Linked DNA regions of Mus musculus: region 1 is linked to region 2. The links are chromatin loops, found by intact Hi-C in ENCODE. Cell type or tissue: heart. All regions are shown on one strand. Links, peaks and the distances in the headings refer to the core of each region. The heading gives the core; the rest is flanking DNA. Region 1 holds the start of Cebpzos (CCAAT/enhancer binding protein (C/EBP), zeta, opposite strand). Region 2 holds the start of Heatr5b (HEAT repeat containing 5B).

Region 1 (15,923 bases), core at 4,199-12,198, 82 kb before region 2:
AAAAGTGAGCAGCTGGCTCTTCCATGCAGCACCATTGGCAGTGCAGTTGAAGTCCCCCTGTGGTCCCCGTGTGGTCCCCCTGTGGTCCCCTGTGGCCCCATGTGGTCCCCTGTGGCCCCCTGTGGTCCCCCTGTGAACGTGTATTTGGTACCAATCTTCAGATCTGGTTCTACTTCTCTGTTCAGCATTTCTTCACACACCAGGCCCCACCTTCATCTCTTGCTCAGAAATTCAGTTGAGTCAGTTTTAATTATTTCCAGCCAACTTCCGAGAAATCCAGAAATGTCAACAGGGTTACGCAGGCTAAAATTAGGGCTGTAAGGCAAGCCAATCGCTAAATCAAATCAAATTTTATTTCATTAGGAAAAAAGCCAATATCCTTGAATTCTTTATTTTTCTCACTTCTAAGTAAAATTATGGAAAGTTCTGTTGATGGATTCTTCCTGATTTTAAACTGCAAGCATTACATACTTTTCTTCCGAGACAACCAGAGTTGCTATAACCCGCGTGTGGGTGGTAGGAGCAGAAGGATCAAGAGTTAGGATTAGGGTTAGCAACTTCATAAGAACTCTTCCAGGGGCTTCAGGGGTTAAAAATACTTCACTGGGAGAATTCCAGGGGCTTCAGGGGTTAGCTCAGGGGTTAAAAATACTTCACTGGGAGAAGGCCCAACCTTGGTTCTTGTCACCCATATAGGGTGTCTCTCACAACCACCTGTAACCACCTCTGGGGAGGTACAGCATCTGTGGCTACTGCCGACACCTGCAGTCAATCACATCTTTGCCCACACATGTACATATAAAGAAGTAAATCTCAAATAATTTGGTTCTCTTGAAACTTGTGTCGTGAGTGCAACTGAAAAACAATAAAAGAACCTGTTGCTCCACTGTGGCTGTGTTCTACCTGTTCTCCGCAGGACAGCCAAGAGTTTAGTATGCTGAGGCTCACACACTTCAGAGGTGTGCTCTGTACTGGTGGGCTTCTTAGCCAACACTGTCTCGTTTCAAGATTTCAGAACCATTCAGCAGTGGTGACTCACATCACAGCCAGGGCTTCACAGAGAAACCCTTTCAAGAAAAAAAGATGTCAGAACTGCCAGTATGTTAGATATAGTATGAACATGTGAGTGCTGGGAATGGGTGTAATATGATGCTTCATTCTGCAGTGAACAGCAAGGAGTTCCTTGCAAAAGAAGAAAGCCAGATCCCAGTGGATGAAGTGTTCTTCTATAGGTAAGATACCTAGAACAGCATTCTTAGGCACTGTTTAAATGTTTATATTTGATATATTGCTTTTTAAGTTTTTAATTGTTTTTGTTTGTTTGTTACTTTATTTACATTTCAAATGTTGTCCCCCTTCCTGGTCTCCCCTCTGTAAACCTCCCATCCCATCTTCCTTCCCCTTTGTCTCTAAGAGAGTGCTCCTCCACCCACTCACCCACTCCCACCTCACCACTCTAGTACCCCCTACACTGGGGCATCAAGTTAACTAAACTCCTGATCCTTCTGTATATTGCCAAAGATGACTGTGATCCTCCTGCCTCTCCCTCCCAAACGGTAACTCTTTAGTGTCTCTATCTGTGTTGGTATATGGCTATAGTAGTAACTCAGGGGTAATTTGTTCACACCATGATCCTTCAGGCAGAAGGATCCTTTGAATGAAGTGAGACTGATTGATCTTTAATGTCACTACTGATGCTTCTAGTGCCTTTAATATGATGTCAAGTTGTCTGGTTGATTAGTTAATTAGGTTTGATTTAAATTGCTTTAAAAAACAAACAAACATTTATTGTGAATAATTTTATGAGTGTGATGCCAAAAGTAAAAGTCTTAACTTTTACTGTGACTTTGGGTGGGCTGATTAGCGACTTTAGGTCATTTAAAACCACTATATTCTGATACTTAGATAAGTAGTGTTAAGGTGAACCAACCTTTTACTATGCTATTATTTTACTGTTGTGTGGGATTAAACTCAGGGTCTTGTTCATGCTAGACAACACTGTGTACACCCTAAGGCCTCTATGGTGCCATGTTAAAATGTTTGAAGAAATGGCTTATAAGACACTATAAAGTCTTGAAAGCTGCTTCTACCTCACTTAAAAGTGCTTGGTGGCGCATACTGTAACCCAGCACTCAGGAGGAAAAGCAGGGTTGAGTGTCCAGAGCCAGCCAAGGCTACATGGAAGAGTAAAGAAAATTATGCCTCACGTTTAACTCAACCCTTTTATATTGAATACAAATTCTACTCATTTGTGCCCATTTCAGTATCCATAACACACTTTGAGTTGTAATTAGTCTTTAGTTATAAATTATACAGATATGTAATACGCATTTTACTTTAGGTATTACAAAAAAGTTGCTGTTGTTAAAGACAAACAGAAACGCAGTGCAGATGAAGAAAGTATAGAAGATATTGATGATGAAGAATTTGAAAATATGATTGGTAATTTGTTTTTGTTGACTCAGTTTGTAAAATTATTAATATTTGTTAATAGACTGTATAATATTAGTAGTATAAGTGAACTTAGTATTTACAAATCATTGATCTGCAGACTATAATGGAAGATTAAGAAATAGCCTATGGTGACCTTACTCATATTCATTCTAGAAAAATAACGTTATTGAACTTTGCATAATATGTCAGACAATTCTGTTTGCAGGCAGAGTGTTTTCATTTCTCAAGCCAAGGCTCTGATGACACAGACACTGTTTAGTTTTCATAATCTCCTAGTTTTATGAGTAGCAATGTCTGCTGGGTTTTTTTTTTCTTTATAATCCTTACAGCTTGGGGATTTTTAGTTAACTGTAATCAAATAAAACTACATGAAAATGGAAGGGTTTACTTGCTGTTATATCCTATACTTGATTAAAAATAAACCCTAAAGTTATTTTTCAACAAAAGAACTATAGACAGGAATTACAGTAACAGACTCCATTTTAAAGAGGTCACTAAGCTCATAGGTTTGCATAGGACAAACCAGCAGCAGTCCTAATAACGACATTCTGCTGTTGTGAAATCCTGGTTCTGTGTCACGGCTGACTGGTGTGTAATGTGTATCACTCTTGTCCTTGCTGTCTCTTACACTGTTTATATGGTTCTCGCGCAGACACATTTGAAGACGACAACTGCTTCCCACCTGGGAAGGATGATATTGATTTTGCCAGGTAAAACGCAGCCTTGTCTTTACCATTTCCCAGTCTTTCCCAGATTATTATAGTTCATTAGAAGAGGAGGCCTAGAAATTACATGATCCCTAAGGGAAATGCTCACCTGGGCTTGAACCTTTAGAATGCTTGTCTCCTGAGCACACTTTAGAAGACACAGCCTCCTTTACAAGTGTTTCCCCCCCACCCCCACCCCCAGCAATATGAAAAAAGCAAAAGGAGCTAAGGCTGACTTGGAAGACTCAGAGAGTAGTGACGGCGAACTTGGAGACCTGGATGACGATGAAGTTTCTCTCGGAAGTATGAACGATGAAGACTTTGAGATTGATGAAGATGGAGGAACGTTCATGGATGTGTCAGATGATGAAAGTGAAGATGCTCCAGGTACACAATGAAAAGGAAGATACAGATTATATAGCGTTCTTGCTCATTCTTAGGCTAGGCTTCCATATCTAAAGAATACACGTATCAGTACTGAACTGATTTTAAGTCAACAGCTTTTTCTACCCAGTTGCAGTTGAGCTGTCATGTTGCCTCTTTTTATCATTTAGTATAAGGGACTGTAGTGTAGCTCAGTAGTAGAATACTTCCTAAAATGTGTAAGGTCCTGGGTCTCTGAGACACTAGAGTGTCCAGTATCCTCCAGGCCCATTCTGTTGGGATTGGAGGACTGGACACACATGGAACAGATGTACCAGGCCTTGATGTTGCACTGCCACTACTGGAATTGGTATTTTCCAGGCTTCTTACTGTGTATAAAATGGTTTAATAGCAAACTTTCTTGGGTAACAGAATTTGCTGACGCCAACCCCAAAGCCAATACTAAGAAAAGCAAGAGAAAGAGTGAAGATGATTTTGACTTTGCTGGGTCATTTCAAGGTAAGAAAATACATGCGCTCTCTTCAAACCATAGCAGCTGCTATATGAAGAGCACCTGCTACCAACAAATATCTTGGAGGAAATGTTTTAAATTGCTTTGATACCATTTAGAAAATGTTTAAGATCAGCCCTCAGGCACCTTCTCCCATTTGTCTGAGACAAGGGTCTCTCTTAGGCTTAGGACTTCACCATTTAGGCAAGGCCAACTGTTCCACAAGGCTCTAGACACGCACCTGCCTCTGCCTCCTCTTTCCTCACTGACATTACACCACTACTCCCAGGTTTTTAAATGGCTGCTGCAGATCTGAATTCTGTTGTCACTCTTGCGATGCGAGTATTCCAGTTAAACCATCTCCCTGCCAAGAAAGGTGCATTAAGAGTTATAACAACAGAGTTGTGAAATGTGGAGAGGTAGAGAGTTCTCGCATGCAACCTTAGTTTTCATTGTTCCCAAGCCCTACCCTCTCACATTTAAGTATTTCTAGATGATCTTTTCAGTCATGTTTCAAGAGTCCAGTTATATATGAACCCTAACTATCTTACTACTTTAACTTTCTTGAAATGTCTACAGATTCAAAACTGTAGGTGAGTTTTTATAGACATTTTATTTTCAGTGGTATAAATAAAACTTTACTGATAAAACAATAAACATAATCAGCTTTTCAAGCCCAAAGAATAAGACATGAATTACAATTTATATTTTGTTTCACATATTACAAACTCCATCCAAGTCAGCTGTGGAATTTTAAGCCTGAGTGATACTTTTGGTTTCTTGTAAAGATAAACATTGATCGGGGACCAAATCTGAAAAATAAGTATATGCTTTGAGTAACCTACACATAATTTTTCTTTAGGACAAAAGAAAAAGAAGAAAAGTTTCAATGACTCCAGCCTGTTTGTCTCTGCTGAGGAGGTGAGGCTAATGTACTAACTTAAGAAAGTAGCTGTTTACATTCTTTTCAAGTTTCCTAATAGCCTTGCCCACCCTTCCTTTCTTTTTTCAGTTTGGCCATCTGCTGGATGAGAATATGGGCTCCAAGTTTGATACTATTGGCATGAACGCCATGGCTAACAGAGATAATGCAAGTAAGTAAGCTGGTGGTGTTTGTTTGTTTGTTTGTTTGTGTTGTTTTTACAGCAGGGTCGTAGCCCAGGCTGACCTTGGGCTCTAAATCCTCCTCCTCCCAAGCAGTAGGATTACAAGTGCACTACCAGGTCACCTGTGTCATTTAAATGGTACTTCCCTGAAGATGTCCTTAGTGGCAGGATGTTTGTCACATAGCAAGGCATTTAAACCACACACACAAACTGCAGACCCACACACGTTATTTCTTCAAGAGTCTGTCTGTTTTATTTAGACTTAGCTAAAGGTGTACTCTCACATGCTTGAAGACTTTGTAATTATTCCTGATGTTATAATCACTAGTTTCTATTCTTTCATAAAATAGAAAAGAAAAATCTTTCCAGTATAAATCCTATATTTTCACTTGTAAATTCCTCAACTATCCAGTAGAGGAGAGCAGCAAACAGTGGGTGGGAAGCCGCAGGCCTGCAGTTACGGTCAGGGAGCGTCTGTGGAGTCCCGGGTACAGACTCATCTGTCGTCTCCCCTCAAAGGTTTCAAACAGCTCAAGTGGGAAGCTGAGCGAGATGACTGGCTGCACAACAGAGATGTGAAAAGTATCATCAAGAAAAAGAAAAATTTCAGGAAGAAGATGAAAGCCCCTCAGAAACCCAAACGGCAGAGGAAGTGACATCTTCAGGGTGACAATAAATTAAGATTATACTTACCCTTAGTTTTTGCTAGTCAACCATTTTTCCTCATCTTTCTCTCTAACTCCATACATTCCAGACTGTTCAATGGATTTGTAATAAACTGTGGAAACAAAGTACTGTCATTTATAAAATTACACAAAATTTAAACTTATAGTGAAAGAATTCTTCCATATTGCTACATAGCAAACGAAAGGACAGCGGGGCTCCATGTCCACACGGGAGCTGTAACCACTCTCCAGACCTCTGTGATGGGCTGCTTGTCCGGGACCAGGTACCATGCTTAGGCTAAGTGCATGATGTCACTGTGGTCAACTCTAACTATCAGGGTCAGCGTTGGCTCTCCCCAAGAGAAAGCAGTATCTCTGAGAACATAGTACACCGGAGGAAAACAGTCTTTACAGCAGTAACTATGGTTTGTGCCCGTCCCAACCCTTAGGTCTCGCTCTGGAATCTATAATCTTAACCACTGAACGAATGAAAACTCCAGCTGGCACGTGGGGTATATAACTCAGTGACAGCACTTTTGTCCATTGTTTATAAAGCCTGCAGGTTGATCAGTAAACAGGGGAATAAGGATTAAAACAAGAGCTAGCTGTTCTCATCTAAGTAATAGGTGTGAGTCCTTACTGTGTGGTCCCAGGAAGCAACTAGTGTTTGAAACCAATAACAAAATAAGGTCACTTGCTCTAAAGTTGTAAAAACATCACAGAATCTATAGGTTGTTTCACACTTGAATTTTTACTTGAAGAAAAACATACCTTCCAAAATGAATGGAAATTTCTTGCTCATTGTTTGTCTGAAATCTGATATTAAAAAAAAATCACTGTATTAACATATTAAACAACAATTTAGTATATTAGTGTCTATTAGCATTTTGTACTAAGGTCCATCTACTAATCCAAGAAGTAAATCTTACAGGATAGTATACAAATTACATTCATCTTAAAATATAGCCTTTATCGTTTTGTTTGGTTTTTGTTTTTCAAGGCAGGGTTTCACAGTAGCCCTAGATGTCCTGGAAATCACTGTAGACCAGGTTGGCCTCGAACTCACATAGATCCACCTGCCTCTGCCTCCCGAGTTCTGGGAGAGGTGTGCACCATCACTGCCCACAGCGGTGTTAGCTTTTTCTACAAGTAAGTATGACGGGCAGGCTGAGCTGCCTCCACCCATTCCGTTCAGTTCTGAGCCAGAATAGGGACGTCTGTTCTACCCTTCCCAGGTAAAACCCAGACACTCCTAGTCTGCAGGTACAATAACAGCCTCGCTCCCCTCCTGCCCATAAAAACGTCCGATACCTTCAGTCTCAAGAAACATTTTTGCCCAGAAATGTCACCAACATTGAGTGCATCCCCTGCTAGAAAACAATTGCTGAGCTGAGTTTACCTTGGCTGGAGTGCATCTTTTTAAACAGACAGTAAGCTCCAGCGACACCCACAAGCTCAGCTGCTAGCACTCCTTTAAAGATCTTCCTCGCCAGCGGTTCCATGATCCGAGCCATCCTACATTAACAACATGGATGGATGAGCATGTTTAGATTTCTGTTGCCACATCTATAAAGAAAAACCTCCACCCCCAGTCTCAGTGCTTGTATGAACCTCAAGGGTAGTATGTGTTTCGTTTAGACATTCCTACATGCAGTTTCCGATCTCCATGCCTAAGGAGTGTGATAAACCACAGAAATTCTGAGAAGGTATAGAGCTCTTTACAAAGCAAAACTGGAGGAACTAAGGCTTTTTAGTGTCTGTTAGAGAGAAACTTTTTAGCTGACCTAGGAATTATAATACAGTCTAATAATAGGAACAGCATTGGAAGGCCCTTTTGGAGACTGCCCTGCAAGAGGAAGGTACTTTTGTTAAGTTGCACCACAGTTCATGCCTTTCCTAGACGGATATGAAACCAGACGGTAGCAAACCAGTCTTGGCTCTAAGGCAGTCTCAGTGTTGGAACACTTCAATGCACCATCCCCAAAGCAGCGTGCGTTCCTAAGCCTTCAGACCACTTCCCAGTCCCCAGATCCTGATTCAGCAAGACTAGGGTGGCAGGCACCCCAGTAATCCCCCCCCCCCCCGTGAAGTCACTCCAGGTTTTATACAAAGCCCTGGCCCATGGGGGAGAAGTTGACTGGTGGTGACCCAGTCCATGGCAAAGCTTCGAGTAACTGAAGTCTTCCCCCCTGTACGCAGAGACAAACCGAGAACGGGAGCATGCAAGCTATTAGCATGAGTAGTAGGCTCAGTTTCCAACAGTCAAAAGAAGGTGTCTTTGAAGAACCGTTATCCAGTAAATAAGGTTTTGTCTTGCTAAATATGCAAAAGGTAGCTCAGGCTTTATAACTAACTCCCTATAACCCCAAACTACTAAGCTTTTGATCTAATATTCTGATATTTTCCCACTGCTCAATGCTGAGACAGGCTGTTCTTTAATGTTCAGGATCAGCCAGTCCTTTCCCCTGCTTTTACGTCCCTTTCATGGTATCTAAGCATGAAAATAATTAAACACTATCAGGATTCGCCTTGGACTCTGTTACCATGTGTCCCTCCTCCAACGTTCGTTTTTCACTTTAGTAATGGGAATTACTCAGGGACCAGAAAAAAAAAAAACTGTATTATTCTCATTTTTAAAACGAAGCAAATAAAAAACTGGGGAGGAGGCAGAAGGGACAGCTGTGTTCCTCGATTTCCCAGTACTCTGCTAAATCACTGACGGTCCCGCTCAGTTCTAAGTTCTCAAGGGCGGTTTTAAGGTTTCAGGGCGAGGACAGGGCACACCTGCCTGCATCCTGTTCCACAACTTACGGGATCTGAGCGAAATCTTTTTTGATTGGAAGAGAGTGATGCTAAGATATCAAACAGTCCAAATAATGATATTAATAAAACACTTAATTTCTTAAAAACTGATGGACGTGCCACATTCCAAAGCCCTGCGCTTCGGGACTTGTCTACTTAATAATAAAGCACGTTTGTCACCAGAGACACACTGTCCAGACAAGATGGCTCAGGGAGACCAAAGACCACGGAGCCTTGTTGCACAGGAGCGCCTGGGGCTGCAGCGCAGGAGAAGCAACCCTGCGTGTGCTCCAGTGTAGGCCCGAGGGAGGAAAGGCGGCGCTGCGACCGGGGGCTGCTGCCCTGCAAGGATCCAACAGCGAGCACCCAGCCTTACCCGGGGTCCTGGTCCCAGCATGCGTCGCGGCTCGGCGACCCGGAAACGCTCGCGCTCCTGCGCCTGCGGGGCGGGCTCGCTCGAGTGTTCCCCACACCCAAGAATGTCACAGACCCCACGCGCCACACATTGGGGAACAGAGGACAAGAAACACTGCCCGGTCCTTACCTGAGGCCTCCGCAACCCGACTGCGCAAGCGCACGGTCTTAGCGCCACGCCCCCAGCTTTAGCCACGCCCCACAGAGGAACCTGACCTAACTAGCTGTGGGAAGCTGGTATCGTTTAGGCAAGGTTATCCTGCCCGCGGTCACACCCAAGTAAAAGAATTCACATTTGAACCCAGGACACCATCTCCAAACTCTGCACATGGATCGTCTCTCCCACTCTAAACCCAAAATGTATCAGAACGGGAACAACCCATCGCCAGAGAGTGGCCAGAAAAGTGGGACCCTAAATTGGGATTTGCCCTTTAGCCAGGTTCCTAGACAATTCCTTTACACATTAAAGGTGAGAAGCGCTGTGCCTAGGTGCTGCCCAATAGTCAAGAAGAGGGCTGACCTAAGGGAAGGAAAGATAGGAGATGGGGCATAGGAATGCCTAAAGAGGGACCACGTGCATGACAAAGCCTGGAATGTCAGACTATATCCACTTTTATTAAAATGCAGTCTGTCCTCAGAGATCCACAGCCAGGGCTGCACGGAGAAACCCTGTCTCAAACAAGCAAACACAGGAAGCTATGAATGCTGCCCAACAAAACGTTCAAGGTAAACATAATGGAAATTGGGGGAGGGGGAGTGGCTTGGCTTGGCTTAGCTTAGCTTGGCTTGGCTTGACTTGGCTCACTGGTACAGCTAACTGTGCAACACTTATGGATCTTGCATCTTCGATTCCCTGTTCCTGTTGGTTCCGACTGTTGATTCGAACATCTGGACATGTCACTGCTGTTGCTAACCTGACTCTACAGAACTGTATCCATGAGGTGTTTGCCAGTGGATCCAACTACCGCTGCCTGCTAACCTGTGAACTGAACTGATTTCCAGACAACACAGAAGGGAGTTGCTCCAAAGAACCTTTCTAAACAGTTCCACTTCCCCCCCCCCCCCCGTATCCTTTCTTTCCCACTACCTCTGGTGAGTGGTGGGTTACAAGGAAGGTTAAAGTGTTTAAAAACCATCATTAAAAATGGAATTTGAGGGCTGGAGAGATGGCTCAGTGGTTAAGAGCACCGACTGCTCTTCTGAAGGTCCTGAGTTCAAATCCCAGCAACCACATGGTGGCTCAAAACCATAATGAGATCTGACGCCCTCTTCTGGTGCATCTGAAGACAGCTACAGTGTACTTACATATAATAATAAATATTTTTTTTTAAATGGGATTTGGAAAAATTAAAGTTACACCAGGGAGTACAAGTGTCAAAAAGATTATAAGGATTCAACAAGGTGCAAGGTGTGGCCTTGTTGAAGGAAGTGTGTCACTGGGGGTGTGATTTGAGGTTTCAAAAGTCCACACCAGACCCAGTCTTTCTCTTTGCCTATGGATCAGACTGTAGAGCTCTCAGCGACTTCTCCAGCTCCACCAAGTAGACAGTAAATTACCTCTGAAACTGTAGGTCAGCTCTCAATTAAGTCCTTTTTCTTTATGAATTGCCTTGGTTGTGGTGTCTCTTAAGAGCAATAACGCAATGACAAAGACATGGCTCAACTAGCCATTTTTATTAGTGGTCTTTTTGACAAATGCAATGTCATCCAAAAATGATGTATTTAGTGTCCTTAGAAGACACAACTAAATCAAGGAACTTATATGGCGCAATAAAATATATGTTAAGCCCATTTTCTTTGTCCACCATCAATATATCTCCTTTGGTTGATACCCCATTAATGGCAGGTAAAAGAGAGAAACACATTTGTAAAACCAATAGAAGAGGATGCAAAAGCCACCCTGTGCTTACATGTAATGGAGTATCATTATACAGCACATCAAGAACATGTATGCACAAAAGCATGACAAATGTATGTTATGAAAATCCTCAAAACCGTGGGTTTCATGGAATGAAGGAATAAATAAGCACCAGTCCCAGGAGTTCTTTTAAAACATTGACACTGACTAAAACTAAATCATTTACTTTTCATAAATAAGATGACAAAGTTAAAACCAAATGATAAACAGATTTTATTACTTGAGACATGTGATCAAGTTGCTTATGGTCTCAAAACTGAATTTACTGCGGAACTTGATGAGGCAAGCTACCATACAGATTTAGCATTCTTACCAGGGATCCCCCTAAGTGAACCATGTGGAGCCAGGATCGCTGCAAAAAGCAAGAGGAATTTATTGTTCCAGTGCACTGGGGTCATCCCAGACCCGAAGGACAGGCAGCAACCACCATCACCAGTTAGGCTGTTTTTATAAGGTTTCCAGGGGCAGAACAGAGCATTAGCAACTCGGCACAATATGATTGGCAGAACAGTGCACCCTTTAAACTGATTAGTCTTTAGGGAATGAGGTGACAAGGACTTCACCTTGTTTGAAAGTGAGCAACAGTCAGTCCTGCGGAATGTGTCCCCACCCACCCACAGGTCCGTTGCTACCCTGTGGTCTAAGAAATGCTAATTAGCTTCTCCCTTGTCTGGGGGGTGGGGGGGCTTGGGGGGGGTGGAGGGGTGTCATAACCTTCCCAAAGTTCCTGAGCTGACCTTTTCACTACAAGAATTTGAGTGGCTAGAGAGATGGCTAGGCAGTATAGAGTACTTGTTTTTCTTGCAGAGGACTTGAGTTCAATTCCCAGCGCCCAAGCAACCCTAGTTCAACAACTCTAGCTCCAGGTGATCCAATGTTCTCTTCTGACCTCCAAAAGCAGCAGGCACACATGTGGTACATGCTCATGCATGCAGCCAAAACATTCAAACACATAGCATAAATTTAAAAATTAATGAATTTAAAGCAGATTTCAAAATTCCCAGAAAAAAAAAATATCTTGGTAAACTTCCAACTCTGTTTTCAGTCAAGTAGATAGGTTGCCTGTCAGTTATAAACAGACTGTATAAAGCTGCAGTCAGCTGTGAACCCCAAGATTTTGTCCTTTACTGGGAGGGGAAAAAAACCCAAACTTTTTCTAGTTGTGGTGTGGCTCAGCACTTAGCACACACCTTTCTTTAATCCCTCTGGCTGGAATACAGACATGCCCTTAGTACACACCCTTAACCCCAAACAATGAAGGAAAACTTAGTTTGTAGAAGGAGGCAGCCATGTTTGAAAGTGATGTCTAACTGAATGGCAGACGAGATGATGAATCTGTTGTATTACTAATAAAGCCTGGTTGTGGAGTTGCTACCCACCTCAATGGTTTATGTTCCCGAATGAAAGACATACATACATACATACGCGCGCGCGCGCACACACACACACGCGCACACACACACACACCCTTTATATTTTAAGATGCCCTATGCAGCACAATAGCTGGGTGACTGCCAACCCTCCGGGTGGCTAGAATCTGCCTTCCGCTGATAATTCTGAGTTACTACTTACTAACATCTTTGTTTCATATTGGCCACTCCCGACCCATTTGTGGTGCACTCTGGGCCCCCGCTTTCTTTGCCAGGAGCCCAGGGTGCTCTCCTTGCTTCTCTACCCCACAGTGGTCTCTGACTCTCCTCTCTCCATACTCTCCTCTTCCTTTCCTCCGGGTCCCAGCTCAGAAATTCCTAAAACCCCACCTCTGTCTGTCCTCCTCAGCTATTGGCTGCTGGCATCTTTATTTACCAATCAGAACCAACTGGGGGCGGAGCCCCAGAAGCTATGTGCAGACCTTCTCCCACAAATAGGTTTAGGGGGTGGGGACATAATTAGCAGTTGTGATAATAGCAGCTTCACGGATCACAGAAAGATTTGACAAAATAGGATATGCCCAACTCTCATGAGAAGAGAGAGAAGAGGTAAGCTATTTAAGAGAGCACAGAGAGAGAGAAAAAAGAGAGAGGAAGGAGGCCGTTAGACTAGGACAGTTGTACAGAGACAAGTTGAAGAGAGAACAAGCTATATACAGGTGAAGACAGAATGAGAAGGAGCCAGAAGATTAGAACAGATTGCCAAGGTTAGTATGAGGCTGCGCAGAGCAATTCAGGAGAAGCTGAGAGAAGCCAGACTGAATCAGTGAGCATGAAGAGGAGTCTGAGCTAAAACAGCTCACGATCAGGAAGAACAAGAAAGAGTATGTGTATTCAGCAGTGTCTTAGTCGGGGTTTCTGTTCCTGCACAAACATCATGACCAAGAAGCAAGGTGGGGAGGAAAGGGTTTATTCATCTTACACGTCCATACTGTTGTTCATCACCAAGGAAATCAGGACTGGAACTCAGGCAGGTCAGGAAGCAGGAGCTGATGCAGAAGCCGTGGAGAGATGTTCTTTACTGGCTTGCTTCCCCTGGCTTGCTCAGCTTGCTTTCTTATAGAACCCAAGACTACCAGCCCAGAGATGGTCCCATCCACAAGGGGCCTTTCTTCCTTGATCACTAATTGAGAAAATGCCTTATAGTTGTATCTCATGGAGGCATTTCCTCAACTGAAGCTCCTTTTTCTGTGATAACTCCAGCTGTGTCAAGTTGACACAAAACTAGCCAGTACAAGCAGTAAGTTTCAGAGGCTAAAACGTTCTCAGCCTAGATAACATTGTACAGAGAGCCTAGAAGTTTCCAGCACTAGGCGTAGGTTTGCAGACAGAGGCAGTAAGCCTCAGAGACAAAAACACCCAGGCGAATAAAAGTTACATTTGCAGTCAGCCATCTAACTTCAGGAAAAATTGCTTGTATTTCTTTCCTAGACCTTGACAGGTCTTGTCTTCTCAGAATCACGTGTATCTCTCACTTCATAGTCACAAAATTCTCTCCTCATTGCTTCTTATAACACCTACTATTTTGAGCAACTCTTCTCAAGACTGAAGCAACTGAGAGTGAAATTGTGGAACATCAACTAAGCACTTTGAGAACTCACTGAGAACTGTAACCACTTTTACCCAATCACATATTGCTGCAGGAGGATCTCAAATGCAGCATCAAATAGTCCACTATCTGACCATTCTGTGTTGTTATTTTATAATAATAATTAATTATAATATATTATATTGTGTATAATTATATTGTAGAATAATTATAATTATAGTAAAGACAGTGGCATTTTATTACTTAGATATGTTCGCGTTCTTTGTTGGTGATCACAAATGGGACCTACTGAATAATTCTTGAGACTCTCTAAACAGGGTGGTACACAATTAGGAGATCATTATATGAGGATATGGAGAGGCGGGGCTCATCTGTGGCAACAGATATCATGAAAATTATATACAGAAATTTGTTTAGCTTACTAGATTTCATTAGTGTTTGTGTGGCCCATAACAATTCTTCTTTGTCCAAAGTGACCCAGAGACGCCATAATTTTGGATGCCCTTGCTCTAAAGAATGGGCCAACTCTTAGTGAACTCTCTAAATGGCAGAGATGAGACACTAAGAGTCCCAAGTTAAGGTGCAATCTTAGAGTATACTAGAAGGTAGTCCATCCCTTGTAAAAGACAGAGAAAAAAAGATGCACTGTGTCCCACAACTTGAGTCTGGATGCAAAAGACAGTCTATGGTCACCTAACCCTAACACTGATAAGATACAAGAAGTGGTAGGATTTTTTCCTGTCCAGTTACATTAAAATATTAGTGCAGCAGAAGGCCTGTGATTGGGCTGGGGAAAGGAAGGCAGAGCAAAGAGTTGCAAGGACAGAGAGGGACTCAGAGGAGGAGAGGAAAAAAGCAAGATGGAGGATGGACAGGAAGAAGATCCTGAACCAGTGTGGATTTAAAAGCCACAGTAGATATGACATCATAACGGTTAGAATAATTGGGATAGCTTGTCTAATCTAGGTGGGCAGCTTGTACCATTATCAATTGGCCCTGAAATTATTGTGTGGGCATCTTGTGAATTGAGAATTTATTGATATATAAATCTGATTTATTAATTATAAGCTTCTAGAGTTTTGTTTCTACCGGTTGCTGGGTGACTGTGGAATGGATGGTCATTCTGTGGGGCTGGTGTGACAGCAAAAGGAACTTGGAAGCGCCGTCCCCTGCCAGAGAGTTGGTGGGCAGAGAGTAGCTGGTTGGAACTTGGGAACTTGGCGGCTTTATTTTTAATATTTCTCGCAACAGCAAGAAGCTAACTTAGAAGGTGGTGTTTCATATAACATGGAATAAATACAGATACACACATACCTGTCTCTTGACAATGACAACATGTCATACAAAATAGGTTAGCCTACAATTTCATAGGCTGTTTCCCTTCATAACACATGCCTAGAAATTCAAAGTTGAGCATGTAGAATTTTCAGATTAACCTGACCCTGGAGAAACTTAAGAATTAACTTACTTTACACATCCCCTGTCTGTACCCCCCACCTCCTCCTCTACACACTAAAATCCCCCTATAACAACATGTATTAGTGTCCGTAGGATCGGGACCATTGTCTGCTTAAATGTTTTATCCATCAAGAAACAATCAAACAAGAGCATGTTTACATCAGTCTTAAATTCTAGCCCAGGAGAAACAAAGACTGTTTGTAATGTGAGGGCTAATCCTGTTGAGCAGATGGGCAGGGCATCTAGCCAGTTCTTTTCTTTCTTGAGAGACAGATTCTTAATTACACCTTTCCAACCGCAGTGAGAAATGATCCCATTATTATGTAATATAATGACTTCAAGTGGGAATCTTGTATGAAGATGGTGAGTGTCTCCCATTTAAATTGGAGCTAGAGCAAAGAATAGTCACAATTAAGCTTCATTAGTCAAAGATATCAACTGATAACAAAGATAAAAAGATGACAAATCTGTCTCTGAGAAGTCCCACCATCTTTAGGAAAGTCCGTATGGCTTCAAGCAGCAATTGAGTTCCCATGAAGAGCTGAC
Region 2 (15,923 bases), core at 3,597-11,596:
AAACCGTTTAAGGAACCAGTCCCTGAGGTGGGTGGAGGGAGGGCGGCCTCCTTGAGTTTCACACATGAGAGGTCTCACAGTTAAGCAGGAGTATGTGCCGAAAGCCCTGACTGTTGCCTAGGTAAATTCCACACTAGTAACCCCTGGAGTTACTGTCTTGAATAAGTACATTTAAAGGTGAGTTGTGCATGCGTGTCTATGTGCAAGCACGTGCTTGTGAGTGTGCCAGAGGAAAACAAGGGAGGGCTGGTTCTCTCATGCTACCACAGGAGTCCCCGGGATTGAAGTCAGGCTGCCGTACTTGGCAGCAGAGGCCTTCACCTGCTGAGCCATCTTTGTTCACACTCTCCTTCCCTCTGGTCTTACTTCCCCTGGTTTGTGAGTAGATAATGTACACAGTAGCACCACTTTTAGAAACTGAACAGGAAGCAAAGCCATCTGCAGTCGTTTACATTTGCAGTGACTCTGTCATCTAAACTGAAGCTCAGGTTAGATGGACTAAACTAACCGGAGAAGTTGTAGGGGACTTTTAGTTTTGGGCTAGAAACACAATCCTGTGAATCAGCAGCTTTCAACTGGGCGTTATTTAGCAGTGCTTGGAGACAGTTCTTTGGCTGTCATAAGAGGAAGTACAAATGGCACCTGAAGGGCAGGGACCAGGTATATACACTGGAATGGCCATGTGAGGACACCATTGCCTCAGCCTCACAGGAGAAGCTCAAAGGGAACAGCCAAGCTCTCTTTGGGGGTCAGAATGACTGACCAGCATGTACAGACACTGGCAAGTGCAGTCTTCTCATCTGGAGTGTTATAGCCCCACCGTGCTATAGCCTGACAGCTATCAAAACCAGCTAGCCCAGCCTACCCTGTGCGGTTCCTAATAATTACTAGATTGCAAGGTTGCTGGGGTTAATAGGTAACCTGTCAGGTGAGCACTCCACCTTATCCTAGCTTTCCTGTATGCGTGTCTATGTGTCTGCCCTTTCTGCACTCCCTCCCCACCCCGTCAGGGTGCCAGAACCCAAGCTAAGCAGTATGTGGTACCGCTACACAGCCAACCATGCTGCCCACAGCAAAGAATTACCCAGCTTCAAGTGAGAACAGTGCCAGGCCATGCCCCGGCTATGAGCAAACAGGCAGTGCCCACACATACACTCAAATCTTCACTCGGGCACTCATCTTCATCCTGTTCTTCCTTTTCCTCTTCCTCTTCCTCGGTCTCCTCTTCAGGCCTCAGCCAGTACCACGCCTCCCTGGGAACCTGAATATTCTGAAAATACAGAATTATTTTTATAAGACACAGCTAAGCATAGTTGTGGTGCCGTTAAGTGTGCTTGTGTTAACATGAATTTGTTCTTCCAGGTAATATTTACAAGTGCTAGTTCTCAGAGCACTGGACCACAGTGAGGACTGAAGGGAGAATTAGAGTGTGTCTCCCAGTTCCCGCTGTCAGTCCAGCAGGAGACATGGGCGGTGGGCCTACCACCGGACAAGTGACTAGGACGGAGGACAGGGAGCGTCAGGAGCAGACGCTGGACAGCGGGAATACAGTGAAGCAGGACGTTCCTCCCAGATGCTTACACACCACAGAAAGTACGCCAGGATCTGAGACCAAACGAAGTCATTTTACTTTCACTGTGACTCACTGTGGTTTGTAAAAGGCAAAGATTGCTCTGAAAACTATTCCTGTGTGAAATGAAAGCATTCCACCATGATTTTTCCAAAAGACATAAGTTCGAGGTATGGACTAAAACTAGGTTACTCTGGTTAATGAAACATTATGGGGAACGGAATCCCTATGTGCTCCAGTCCTGGGTAATGATACTTTGAGTGAGAGAAAAGCTATTTAACCCTTGCTAGACAACTGAGGGAGTGGGCTCCTGGACTAAGTGGGCCGTCAGCTGGCCAGTCACCACTATAGGAGGTGCACATCAGACGGCAGCTGCTGAGGCGAGGCGGTATGAACAGGTATGAACAGGGCAAGGGGGGGGTTGTGATTTTTGGTTTTCCTTAATAAAAACGAGTCAAACCATTCCAGGTACACTACTGGACTGGGAACAGATGCCCGCCTACCTTCTGGGCATCCAGCTGCTGGCAAGCTCGCTGGCTTCTTCTCAGGTCTCCTTCGAGCCTCATTTCATCCTGCTTACTCTTCAGTCGCATCCTGATGAGAGGAAGAACAGTACAGTGGGGTCTGCAGTCTCGCGTGGTGTCTACTTTGTAGACCCACGTACGCATGGAGGAGCACACCGCAGTTAAGTGGGCTGGAAGCAAAACAAGTTCAAAGCAACCGCTTTACCGAAACTCCTCGGCGGCCTTTGCTTCATTTTGGTTTTTCATGTGAATTTTTCTCCTGTAGTTTTCCAGCCTCTCCTCCGCTTTCCGTTTTAATGATGACTCATGACCTATGCCACTTTTTCCTGGGCAAAGACAAAAAAAAAATATGATGAGGAACTTAGGAAATTACTGATTTTTTTTTTTTAAGTTTCAAAACATGACAATTTAAATACTTAAGAAATTATATGCAGTTCTTACTTAAATATAATAATCCAAACTTATTTCATTAAAATGGAAGCAGAAAACACTAGGGTTTAGTTTTTGTTTGGTCTTTGGGCCCAAATGCATGGCTTGATTTTGACAAAGGTCCATCTCATCTAACACAGTAATGCTACACACGTTTTTAAATATTAGGAAAACAATATCAACTATCACGTTTTCTTAAGTGTATACTTTTTTTTCTCTTGAATTAATCCAAGAGAGTACTCACAAAAGCAGTCATTGATAAATTTGCTTTGGAACATCTTTAGTACATTACAATAAGTAAGAAGGCGCTGTGTATCCCACACTTCTAAATCTTCCCCCCCCCTAGTTTTTATAGCTCTGGGATCAAAGGCAGGCAGGGCCATGGACTAGGTAGACAGGCACCCCACCAACTTCATCCCTCATCTTTAACTCTTTAGCAAGGTCTTACTATGTAGCCAGGCTAGCTTCTCCATCTTCACCCTCCCACATCTGCCTCCTAAATTCTGAGACTACAGTTGTGGAATTATGAAAGACTGGTCCCAGTTCCCCCATATATTTTATGATTTATATACTACTTCCATTTCATCAAAATTTACTTGAAAGAGATTTAAAAGTTTAATATTTTACTATTTCACGGGCTTCGGGTGATATCAATTATAAGGGCAACTATCATATAACATACTAAGCAAAACAATCTAAGTTATGGTTATAATATAATAAAAAATGACTTGATTATATACCTGTTTTGACATTGAGAGGAATTGGTTCAACAATACCATCTCCTAAAAAAGGAGGAAAAATTAGAAATAGTTTATTTATCACGAAGTTCGGGTCAGTCAGTAGAGTGTGTAACATTACAATGCTCTCTGAATCCCCCTGCCAGTCTCATGAAACTGTAAACTGAATTCTGGAAACTAATACTCTTTGTCAACTAACACACTATAAACTAATACCTCTCCTGTGTTTAAGTACCTCCTTCTCAGTAAGATCATTATCTATCTATCTATCTATCTATCTATCTATCTATCTATCTATCTATCTTCAAGATAGGGTCTCACTGTGTAGTTCTGGCTGTCCTGGAACTCACTAGGTAGCCCAGGATGGCCTTGAACTCACAGACGTCCATCTGCCTCTGCCTCCCCTGTGGACTTATGCCATTTTAAAAAGTGACAATCACAGGCACAACAGTCTTGGCTGACAGAAATCTCAAGAGACAACAGACGTCCCATGTGAGAAATCAAAGCGATTAAAATAGAAAAAAGCAAACTGAAGCCATCATTTCTAGCTGCTGCATCTGAGAAAGCAGTTTCATTTCCTAGAGGGAAGCATGGCTTCTTCAATGGGAAGGCCACTCAGCTCGCTGCCATAGGTACAGGGCAGGCTGGGCAGAGTCCTGCCATGCTCTCCGAAGTTGCTGTGTTGCTGGCTGGCTTCCCTACCCACCACGTGCCACCATTCCTCACAGCCTCTGCTGTCAGCCAGTTTCTTCAAGGCTGTGGTGGGAGGCTAAGCAGTGCATGTTGGCATGGGAGGCATCCTAAATGGACATGAGAAGACATCTCTGAAAGGGCTGTTAGCACCACAAATCCTAAGTACCGCCAACTTAGGTGTCCGTCAGTACCAAGTCAGCTCTGCACACGACTCACCGCTCTTGCCTAGAGCCTGCCCACTCTTGTATCCCATCTTTTGGAGCAGAGCGAACCCTTTGTTTTCACAGCCGAGTGCATTCTTCAACCCGATGTCACGTCTTTCCCGCTCTTCTTCTTTTACGCTCTTCTGCCTGTTTCTCAGATTAGCTTGCTGTTGCTTTTCTTCTTTCCGACGGGCTTCTCGGATCTGCCTCAGCATCGGCACACCGGGTCTGACATCTTCTCTGAAAAAGAGCGGAATGCTCTTGTAGGTGAGTTCCCGACATTTGCTCCCCGTTTGCAGCAGAGCAATGAAGGGCAGTTACAAGCTGTGGGAAACTGAAGGCAGTATAAAGTTGAGAATGTTAGAATTACTTTGGAGTAATTCTTTCTAAGAGGTAAATAACAATAAACAGTAAAGCTGAATAAAGGCTGGACAGGAGAATAAGATTCCACACAGAGAGGAGCCAAACAGTGATACGAGACAGAAGAGGGCACCCAAGGCGAATCAAGAGCAGAAGTAACATGGTTAGCCCTCAGAGAAATGAGAAAACACCTCTTATCTGTGGATGGACACAGGGCATTTTCCAGGAAACAGGAAGACTGACTTTTTGTTTATCTGTTTGCAGTCAGGGTTTCTCTATGAAGCCTTGGATGTCCTGAAACCCTTTCTGTAAAACAGGCTGACTCCAATTCAATGGGATGGCCCACCAGCTCCTACCTGCCAAGTGCTGGGATCAAAGGTGTGCGCCGCCATGCCTGGCAGGAAGGTTGGTTTTAATGTCATATTTAAAAAACAAACAAACAAACAAAAAACCCCAATGTCCTGGAATAGCAAGATGGCTCACCAGGTAAACAGGTTTGCCGGGTTAGCCTGAGCACCTGACTTTGGTTCTCAGAATCCATGTGGAGGGAAGAAGTGGCTCCCAAAAGTTGTTTTCCAATCTCCACAGGGGTGCAGTGCCCTTCCCACAATGATGAACTAAAGTTTAAAAATTAAAATATATATTAAAAAATATCCTGTGCTAGGGCAGTAGTCCCGTTGTCAGGGTACTTGTCTAGCATGCATAAAGCCCTGAGTGTGATCCCCAAAACTGCAAAACCCAGACATTGTGGCACATAGCCTTTGCTGTAGTCTCAGCCCTTAGGAGGTAGAGGCAGGAGGATGAGCTGCCCAGTGAGCTGGAGAACTGCCTAAGCTCCATGTACCCCTAGCTTTAAACAAACAGACATGACCACCACCTCTACCCAACCAATGTCCTTATTTCATTCTATTTGTGTCTTTTGGATATCCAGACACCATCAAATTAGATATACCCATTTACTCACTGAACATTAATGAAGGAATCCGACATATAGTCCTCCTCTTCTGTCATGCTCTCCTTCATCTGACAACACTACCTGCAAATCAAGTAGGACCAAGGGTGAGAGCGATCATCCTCGTCATAATTTTAGTTTATCAATACAGAAATCGACCATGGAGAGTGGCAATGCTTCACTATGCTCCCTTGTATGCAAAGATGGAGAATCTTAGCACCCTATGTCTTAGCAACAGAGAGGCTGCCAACCCAACAAAGGCCAACTGGGAATGGTGTGGGTTTTAGAAACCTCAAAGGTTTCTAAACTGACACACCTCCTCCAACAATGCTTTCCAAAAAGTACTATGAGCCAACTGTAAGCCATTCTAATCAAAGTCACCAGACCACCAGAGACAAATACTCTTGTTTTATCCTTTTTTTTTTTTTTTCTCTCTCCCTGAGATCAGGTCACCCGCCACCTCAGGCTGGCATGGAACTCACCATGTAGTCCACGCTAGCCTTGAACCTGTGATTCTCCAGTTATGAGACAAACCCTCATATAATCGTGTAGTATTCTCCAAGATGACCTGCTCCTAGTCAATTTTGTTGAGCAGTTTGTGTAATAGTTTTTAATAGGATATATTAGAGTGACTTTGTTTTTGGCTTTTCTGGAGGCAGGGTTTCTCTATGTAGTCTCAGCTATCCTGGAGCTCACTTTGTAGATCAGGCTGACCTTGAACTCATAGAGATCCACCTGCCTCTGCCTCTTGAGTGCCACCTGCGCCTGGCTTAGGGTGACTTTTTGGTCACACTATACAGTGCACTCTACAGTTGGTAGTATGAATGAATTGAGTGAAGTCAGTGGTCATATATGAGAACACTCAAGAAGCTCTGTAGAGATGGCCACGTGGGAGGATCCGAGGCACAAATGAGTGAGCCAACTAAGTGCGCCTCTTAGAAGATTAGTCAAGCCCGAGATGAATCAGACTGACCTGCAGTCTCCTAGTACTCACCTAGCTTAGGAGCAGCCCAGTAGATAAGAAGTATTAGTTCCACTTTCCAGCAGGGAAAACTGAGGCTCAATGTGGCTAAATAATTGGTTCACAACCACAAAGAATACAAGTCTTGGTGATCTTGTTCCTGAAACGGAACGAGGTTGTAATTGCTGAGATGGGTGTTGAATCCAGGGCCTCATACAAGCAAGGAATGTGCTTTATAACTGAGCTAAATCTCTAATTCAAACTAGATTATTTTTAAGGGAAGCATTTAACTCCACAGACATGGTGGCCCTCTGGTGTGATTTCAGCACCCAGCAGTTCGAGGACAGTATGATCTACCTGTGTAAAAATACACACACACACACTTACAAAAGTACAAGGGATTACATGTTACTTTTAAAGCTCTGCCTTTTATAGTTATTCCATCTTTTACATATAATTTTCACATAAAATCACACTGAAACTTCACAGCTGGGGGCACTGTAGATTCATTAAATGATACGGTTTGAGGAAGTTAATTACCAATAGTGAGGACATTATGTTAGGAAGTGGAATAAGGGGGCTGGAGAGATGGCTCAGAGGTTAAAAGAACTGTCTGCTCTTCTAGAGGTCCTGAGTTCAATTACATGGTGGCTTTATAACTATTTATAATGAAATCTGGTGCCCTCTTTGGGCCTGTAGGCATACATGCAGGCAGAACGCTATATAATAAATAAATCTTAAAAAAAAAAAAAAGGAAGGAAGAAGGAAAGAAAGAAAAAGAGAGAGAGAGAAAAGAATAAGGAATTGGGTCTTAAAATGTGAAGGTTCCCCTCCTATGAGGACAACATACACTAGCATTATCCACTTCCTTCAAATATAAGAATAAACTCCACAAGTCGATAGATAACCCAGGTAGGGATGCTGGTGGCCTGACCCCTCACTTAAGAGTCACAACAGCGAAGTGGTCAGGATTCTGGGTCTGAGGGGGTAAATCACGCAGCATCTGTTGATGGTTGGAGGTGGTGTGTGTCAAAGAGCCAGAGCAAGTTTAGGTGAAGCGCTTTGCCTGTTCCGAAATAATGGAGCAACCACTTTCTCAACAGGACGATTATAGGTGCTGCTAGCGTATTTCAGTATTGAGCACCGAGTTTGAAGCAGAGCTACAGAACACACAGAGCTGGGCTAACTCTCCTGTGGGTGCCTCGGGCATCGCAGGCTCTTTCTTCCCTCCCGCTCTCCTCCCTCCTGCACCCTCCCACCAAAACGACCACTTACGGATGGGGCGTAGCTGACGCTGTGATAGGCAGTCACAGCCAACTTGCACCGACCTCTGTCATTCTCCTGAGCGCCCGCACACCCTGAAGCCGGAGCTTTACTGCCCGGAACCAGCTCCGCGGAGGTCGCGCTGCGCATGCGCCGTGCAATTGGCGCAGGACCCACAAACATCCCACTCGTCCCCGACAGCCGATTCGCTTCGAAACTTGGGGTGGGCGGGGCTAAGAGGACGTGGGGGCGGGCCGGTCCGCAGGACCTGTGTCTCGCGCATGCGTCGTCTCCCGGCTTCCTGAGGGCCGGAGTTTGGGAGGCGGGGCATCCGGGTCCCTCGGCAGAGCGGAGCTTGGCTGCTCGGCTCGGACTAGACCAGGAGGTGAGGCGGTCTCGCGCGCTGTCAGAGCCTGCAGGCTGTGACATCCCTGGGTCCCAGGACATTTTCCGAGGGCTGAGGAGGGAATTCGAGTTTTGAGGCCGGGGATCCTCAGCCTCGGGGTTGACAGCTCGAGGACTCCTACGACGGGAGGCTGACATCCCAGGGCGGCCCGGGGACCCCGGTTTGCGTTTCCAGCAGACTCTCAGTTGTCGGGGTCTTCGGAGCGGCCCGGTGCATCCAGACCCGGAGCACTGCATTCCCGGGGCGAGGGGTTGTCCCGGGCGCCCCTGCCGCAGTGTCCCCGTGGGGCCCGCCTCCGCCGATCAGAACCCTACGGTCACTCTTCTGGGTCCCGGTGGCGAGGGACGGGTGGCGGAGAAAGCTCCCCAGACGCCTGAGCTCGGTGCTTCGGGGTTCTCAGGGTAGAATGAGTTAATAGCCTGTGTTCTAACAGGGAAACAACCGCCCCGGAATAGTGCCTTTTTTGCAGTATTTACATTTTCCTTTCATTCCATTCTTATCGCCAGTTTTTTCTTTCTTTCTTTCTTTCTTTCTTTCTTTCTTTCTTTCTTTCTTTCTTTCTTTCTTTCTTTCTTTCTTTCTTTCTTTCTTTCTTTCTTTCTTTCTTTCTTTCTTTTAAATCATTGTCCTTTCAAAGTTAGTTCTCTAATGAGAAATGAAACCACGCTTTCTTTCCCTAGCTTAGTGGTTGCATTTATGAAACTTGACATTTAATATTTAAGAAATCCTTACATGTAAGGGCTGGAGAAAGGAATCCGTGATTAAGAATACTTGTTGCTTTTGACAAGGACCTGGGTTTGATTTCCAGCGCCCACAAGATGACTCACAACCATCTGTAACTCCAGTTCTAGGGGGAGCCAACACCCTGTATATATATATATGTGTGTGTGTGTGTGTGTGTGTGTGTGTGTGTGTGTGTGTGTATGTATGTATGTATGTATGTGTATACATACATTTGGGCAAAACACTCCTACACATAAATTAAAAATTCCTTAGAATATATTTTACTCTTTTTTTAAAAAACGAATCTGTTCATTTAAGGTGTGAATTAAGAACATCAATAATGGAGCTAGCTCACAGTTTATTGCTAAATGAGGAAGCTTTGGCTCAGATCACGGAGGCAAAGAGACCCGTGTTCATCTTTGAATGGTTGAGATTTCTTGATAAAGTCCTAGTTGCTGCCAACAAGGTAAGCATTGCCCACCTCACCATAGGTTGATATAAAGAAAATTGAAGGCATTGTGTTTTGAAAATGTTATGAGTCTTTCATCTAAGGAATTGGAGGATGTTATACTATGGGAATTTCTACCTTATCCTTCTCTTAGTCAGCAATAAAACCCAAACCTTGTCTACGTCCTGCTTGTTGCATGCTTCATATCTGTCTAGGCAGCGCAGTGTGACTGGATTAAAACATCACTTATAATCATCAGTGCCTGAAAGGTCTCTGTGATAAGAGATTTTTTTTCTTTGCCTTTTACTTCCTACACAGCCTCTTTAATCCAAGCTTGTTTTGTACATGTTTTCTTTATTTTGTTAGTAGTAGATGCTTTCCTCAAGTGAGAAGATGTAAGAGTGAATCCTAAAAGGTTTTCTGGAAACGGTGAATTTTACAAACTGAATGTCACAATGAGCTAGTCCTGACCTTCATCCTAGTATGCTTCTCTAGGCCAATTGTTCCCTAGAAGATGTCTTCTTACTCTGTTGTCTGAGGTGAATGTGGGGAATTGTGTGGGAATCAGGATAGGGAGCCTCAAGACTTTTACATTCATTATGTAAACATTCACTTAATTCCTATTTCAGTACAGTGACCTCAGCCCACAGTTGTGCCTGATCCTTCTTGTTCAAAGATGTCCTGTCTCTCCCCCCCCCCCCCAGAAAGCAAGCCTTTAGCTTTCTTCTAGAATGAAGGAAAGGAGGGTAGAAGATTTTGTTCGTTTCTTGGCTTTGATTTTACTTTGATCGTTTTATTAGTTATTCCTGGCTGGCCTGCCGCTCACTGTGTATCCCAGACTGGCTTCAAACATCCAGCCGTCCTGCATTAGCTGCCTGAGTGCCGAAATGCTGGGCATGACAGGTGTACTCCAGTCTAGCCTCGGGCAGTCAACTAGGAAGTCCTTCTGTTTCTAGGTGCAGATTGATTCTTGACTGAAAGACTGGGAATCCATTTTAGGTTTCCCCCTTGGCTTTCAGGTTTCGTCCAGGTTCTTTTCCTGTTGTTGTGGCCGTTGTACACTCGTGCTATGTGCTGTTGTTGCTGCTGCCTGTTAAAATCATGTTAATTGCTAGAAAGACAGTAATAGAAAGACACGGATACCCTGGTAACCTTTAACTAGATTTTTTTTTGTCTCTTAAATCTTCTGTAATTAGGCATTTGTTATTTCCCTTCCAAAGGAAAGTTCACAGTCATTCCCAGCTATGTGATGAATTCAAGGCTAGTGTGAGATCCATTCATATCCTCTCTCCCTCTCTCTCTCTCTCTCCCCCTTTCCTCTTCTCCCTCTTTCTCCCTCCACCCTCCTTTCCTTTCCACACATATGCAAACATCTCTGAGTTAATGCATTTAAACCAATTTATTGATTTCAAATCTATCCTTTGCCAACCCCCTAAAGTCATTCCCTTCCCTTATATCATGTTGATTAGCAACTGTCAAGAGAGTTACCCACAAGCATATCTAGAATTCATTTACTTCCCATCATCTGCCTCTTCAGTGTCTCTCATCTGGGTTATTGTAATAGTTTTCTAATTGCTCACCATAGCATATATATATATATACATATATATATATATGTATGTGTATGTATATATGTACATATATAGCATCCATAGTTTGAATGGTCAAAATGAATTGGGCAGAATATTTAGAATACAACCCTTCTCTGCTTGTCACTCGGCATACATTTCATGTTCTTCAGTGTATCTGTACCATCGTCTGTTTTCTTATGACTTCATCTTTGACTATTTCTCTCTTACTCCATCCAGCTCACCTAACCTCGCTGTCCTCAGATGTGTGACTCTTACTTCATCTGCAAAGCCTTTGCACATCTTGTTCCGGCTCCTGGGATGTTCTTTTAGCTACCATTTCACCTTAGAGAGAGATGTTTTCTCATACCGCTCACGTACTTATATTCTGCCCCCCACCCAGAATGTAAATGTCATGAGGATAAGGACTTTGTCTGTTTTGTGCACTGTTGATCCCAAAGCCTTAGGTACATGGCATGTAGGAACTGCATGGTATTTCTTAAGTAAATGGGTGATATTGACTAGATATTGACTATGCATAAATCTTGGAATTATGTTCTGTTGCTTATATCTCTTCAAATTTTCTCTGGTTTCTTTTGCTAACCCATAACTCTATGGACAAGTGCATCTGCTTTGATAGGGGAAATCTTAGAAATCAGTCATCTATATGTCTACTATGTGATTTAACTTACTAGGGTGGTCTGGAAACTTTAGGCTCATACACTTATCACTTTAGTTATAATCTAACTTAGACATGGAAGGGAATGAGGATTGAATATAGGAAAGACTGGATCATTTCTTACTGAGGTTTTCATTTTTGTAAAAGTTTTCTTTTGTGAGTTACGCTTAATGAATACAGATTTTAATTGTTAGAGCACTATATGTATTATTTATTATTTTACTAGAAAACAATAAGGGTAACAAAGGAAAAATTATGGTCTTTTTCTTTTCTAATAACAGACAGATGTAAAAGAAAAACAGAAAAAACTTGTTGAACAATTAACTGGATTAATAAGCAGCTCACCTGGACCACCTACTCGAAAATTGTTAGCTAAAAACCTTGCAGCCCTTTATAGCATTGGGGATACTTACACAGTTTTTCAAACACTAGATAAATGTAATGACATTATCAGAAGTAAGGACGACACTGCAGCCTACTTACCAACAAAATTGTAAGTACACTTTTACAGGAACCCTGGCATTCTCTTTAGTTTTTTTTTTTTCCAGTAGTTTAGGGACTCCATATCATAAAGACCCCACCCATGTGGTGGAACCTGAACTATAGTACTGACAGGAAGTTCTAACTCAGTCTCAGGAGGGGGTTGAACTTCCTCATGCCTTTCACCACTAGTCTAAGGACACAGCTGGGAGACTGGTATGGTGTGAGCTGTGGTGTAAGGAGCATTTCAATCAATTCGGATGGAAATCTTGTCCTTGCCTCAGAGGGAAAGAGAAGAGTTATTGAGGGAAGGGGGCAGGAATGCGCAAAGTCCAGTCCACTTTAACTATTCAGCCAGCTAAAGAGGTGAGGTGATTGCGGAGTCCAGACCTGCCTGCGCGTTGAGCTGCTTTCACACTAGATGGACAAACTTAAGTAGCTGAGGCAGAGACCGCTTTGCTTACAAGTTTACTAGCAGCTAGGTTACGTTGATCCTAAAATGCTAAAGAGAAATACAAATTATTTTTTTAAAATCAGAAAGGTATAATGAATTGTATTTAAAATGGTTGTACCTTTATGTGTGCGTGTGTTCTATGTTGTGCATATGGAGGTCAGAGGACACTTGGTGGGAGGTGGTTCTCTCTACCGTGTGGGTCCTGGAAATAGAGCTCTACCCACTGAGCCATTTGTGTAAGTGAGCAGCAAGACTGTTTTTCCAGGGCAGCAGTGGCTTGTGTTGGAGCCTTCTATGAGAAGATGGGAAGGATGTTGGGCAGTGCATTTCCAGAAACAGTGAACAATCTGTTGAAATCTCTGAAAAGTGCAGAGGTGAGTTTTACAGCAAGAGTTTAGTGCCTTGCCCATTGCACGTTGAAGGTGTTTTGTCCTGTTGCTATGATCCTTGCTCTGTTGCTATGAAAGTAATTTCAGATGATCACATCTCCTTAATTTTGGGAGGGGGTACCATTGTTTTTTAAACAAGTAGGTTTACTTGTTAGTTTTTGCAGAATTCTGTTTTTCTGTCGACACTGCTTGTGTCGTAGCTAATATATCACTTTCACATGTTTGCCTCAATCCATTGCTGTACACTGTGCAGATGTTGCTAGCTCATAGCTGGCACACCTACAGGTTAAGTGTCACAGGGCCATGCTTCTCTCACAGGCTCTTCTTTCCTGCATTTGGTGATTGTCACAATGCTGGCTTTTCCCCGGGGTGGACTAGCCACTCCAGTGTGGCATCATCTTTATTTGTTTTCATCTGTAACTACCTTGTTTATAGTCAGATTCACAAGTAACAGGTTTTAAGACTCAACATTTATTTCTGAAGACGACAGAATTCAAAACTCACAATGGTATCAAGTGAATTCTTTTGTCCTGTCAGTTTCACTATAGTTTCTATGTCAACTTCAGATGAATGGTATGTAGAGTAAGCTCAAGACTCAGATATAATTCTTGGGGGGCACTTGGAACTAAATTTAGGGTGTAGCACACATTCATTCACTGAGCCATGCCCCCAGCGTGCAACCTCAGTTTTCTGTTCAGAAGAACTGACTTCTCAGATGATATTAATATTTATCCTTACATTTCAGAGCCTTCGTAGAATTCTTGATTCAGGGCTTCTCCGTAGTCTCTCTGTTTGGAGATAAGCTAGTTAGGTTGGAGAATTGTACCTCTGTATGTTCTTATTAATTGTGACATTGGTTTGACAACATGGTCCTAAAGCTTTGCTTTGTGGTCACGTGCAGTCTCAAGGGCGAAGTGAGATCTTAATGAGTCTGCAGAAAGTGCTGACTGGACTGGGCGGCGCAGCAGCTTCCTCTCACCGCGACATTTACAAGAATGCTCGATCCCTCCTGACCGACAGGTCGATGGCTGTCCGATGTGCAGTGGCCAAGGTTAGTACCCAGCCAGTGTGTAACATTGTCCCTTATGGCATTTGCTCTGAAATAGCTAATTTTCTCTTAAATTACGAGCTTTTTTGGTTTGTTTGCGCACGTTAGTTGCATTTTCTAGAATTATACAGATGGCAGCGTGTGGCACGGACTTCTGAGTGGATGTGTGGCTTCTTTCTTGAAGTACAGCTGTTTTGAGATTTATGTTCATGTGTCAGAAGCTCACACCTTCCTGTTGTGTAGTCCCGCGTGGTTGTGTGGATGTGTGGAAGTGTGGATGTGTGTCCAGTTCCACCTTTCTTCCTTCACGTAGCTTTGGCCGTTACCAAAAAAGCTCCTGTGAATACCGGTGTGCAGGGGTCTTGTGGGCCTGTTTTTATTGCGGTCAGTGCGTTTTATTTGGAATGGCTAAGATTTATGGTTACCTTTTAAAGAAACTACCTGTTTTCTAAGTACTTCTATGTTTTAGTTTTCTGCCTTTTTGCTTTTGTTAATGTAAGAGATTTCTATTGCTTCATATCTTCACCATTATTTGCTAATTACAGTTTTTGTCTTGACTAACAAATGGGATTTTCTCATGATTTAACCTTCATTTCTCTAACAACATGCTTCCTTAGACAAGGCCACACCTCCTAAGCCTCCCCAAACAGCTACCAATTAGAGACCAAGTTATACAGGTGCCTGAGCCCATGCAGGACATTCTCAGCCCGACAATGCGCCTTTGTATCTTGTTTGCCAAGATGTTTTTATTGAGAATATATACTGGATTTTTGTCAAGACTTTTTTGTCCAAGACAGGTTTTACTGTGTTGTAGCTCAGATCGTCCCCAAACGGACAATCTTTCTGCCTTAGCCTCCCAAGAGCTGTGACAACAGGTGTGTGTTGCTGACCCTGTTTCTTGTGTTATTTCTGTTGTTGCTAGTTATTAAATGCATTACTTTGAGGTAATTGCAAGATAGTCTCATATTCAACTATAAGAAAATATAGAGAGAGCCTTATGTCTTTTGCTAGAAAGAGTCCTTTGGTAGTGGCAGTACCTTGCACAGTGTAGGACAGTGGCAAGGTGGACATTGATATTGATGTAATCCAATTTCCCCAGTTTTAGTTGTATTTACTCTCTTAACATCTATGGAAATAATCATAAAATTTTTCTTTTTTAGTTTTCTAATGTGGATTACATTAATTAGTTCTAGAATTTTAACTATTTATATTATGTTTTCTCATTAAAGAACAATGTCCTTCCATTGCCTGGTACGCAGTTTTGAAAACTGTTCACGTGTTTTGCCCAGTTCTTTGGGTATTTCAGGAGAGTATCAGTGTGGTTGTGTTACTCCATGTGTGGAATAGAAGTCCTAGAATGTAATTTACTTTTTGCCTTGTATTTAATCCTAGTGCCTTCTGGAACTACAGAATGAAGCTGTGTTCATGTGGACTGCCGAACTAGAAAATGTAGCTACCCTCTGCTTTAAGGCTCTGGAAAACTCAAATTATGGGGTACGAGTCGCAGTATCTAAGCTACTAGGAACAGTCATGGCTACAGCATTGATGCCGAAACAGGCAACAGGTATTGTCGTTGGCTAACCCTGCATTAAACTATTGTAGGTATGCGAGGGTTTAGAAAATGCTTTCTCCTAAATTAGTTATTACGCATGGAGGCCACTTTAAAGGCACTTAAATTGTTAGCTTCCCTTTTCATCAAACAAAAGAACCTAAATGACACTCCTGATACTTTTCTTTTTTGTGATAATGGTATACACGTTAACACTGATCATATTATTGGCATACTTATGAAATGGTTTGTGTAATGCTTATAGGAGTCTGGCATCTTATGTGCTGCTTTCCTTCAGTTTCTGGTATGTAGACCTCCATTTATGCCACAGTGCTAACCTTCAGTCTCATTTGAACATTACTAGTCAGTATCGGGGGCAGCACTAATTGTATAGTGCCTTTGTTTTTGATTCCCTGTTCCACAGACATTTCAGGGATGATTGTGACCAGGCCACATAACAGTGGGAAGAAATAATGTAGCAGGCGCT

The links. A loop is a pair of places that touch in the nucleus more often than their neighbours do. Peaks named below come from ENCODE experiments on the same cell type or tissue, not always from the same donor. Only the 100,000 strongest peaks of a DNase experiment are listed, where the experiment ranks them.
Region 1: a loop joins it to region 2, with 2.1 times the contacts of the local background. A loop is called at or near these places in 13 of 42 quality-filtered maps.

Annotation. Positions count from the first base shown.
Region 1 is chr17:78,909,755-78,925,677 of GRCm38, reverse strand. It overlaps Cebpzos (CCAAT/enhancer binding protein (C/EBP), zeta, opposite strand), which reads right to left and starts at 9,179. Exons shown (of 5, transcript NM_001177403.1): 1 at 8,985-9,179; 2 at 7,206-7,321; 3 at 6,578-6,622; 4 at 5,835-5,919; 5 at 4,630-5,701. The coding sequence starts at 7,320. The coding sequence ends at 5,837. Cebpz (CCAAT/enhancer binding protein zeta) reads left to right here. Exons shown (of 16, transcript NM_001024806.2): 9 at 1,166-1,232; 10 at 2,342-2,442; 11 at 3,107-3,164; 12 at 3,364-3,548; 13 at 3,957-4,043; 14 at 4,898-4,956; 15 at 5,048-5,129; 16 at 5,661-6,675. The coding sequence ends at 5,797. In heart, for the core only: no CTCF peak of the experiment used is centred there; a DNase peak (open chromatin) is centred at 9,147; H3K4me3 peaks cover 1,996 bases; H3K27ac peaks cover 2,098 bases.
Region 2 is chr17:78,827,460-78,843,382 of GRCm38, reverse strand. Heatr5b (HEAT repeat containing 5B) reads left to right here and starts at 8,002. Exons shown (of 36, transcript NM_001081179.1): 1 at 8,002-8,077; 2 at 9,140-9,287; 3 at 11,798-12,009; 4 at 12,716-12,824; 5 at 13,741-13,890; 6 at 15,280-15,451. The coding sequence starts at 9,162. Gpatch11 (G patch domain containing 11) reads right to left here and starts at 7,867. Exons shown (of 10, transcript NM_181649.6): 1 at 7,705-7,867; 2 at 6,463-6,589; 3 at 5,481-5,552; 4 at 4,170-4,396; 5 at 3,264-3,305; 6 at 2,300-2,420; 7 at 2,074-2,164; 8 at 1,154-1,270. The coding sequence starts at 5,539. In heart, for the core only: a CTCF peak has its summit at 7,117 (motif pointing left); a DNase peak (open chromatin) is centred at 7,942; H3K4me3 peaks cover 2,192 bases; H3K27ac peaks cover 1,399 bases.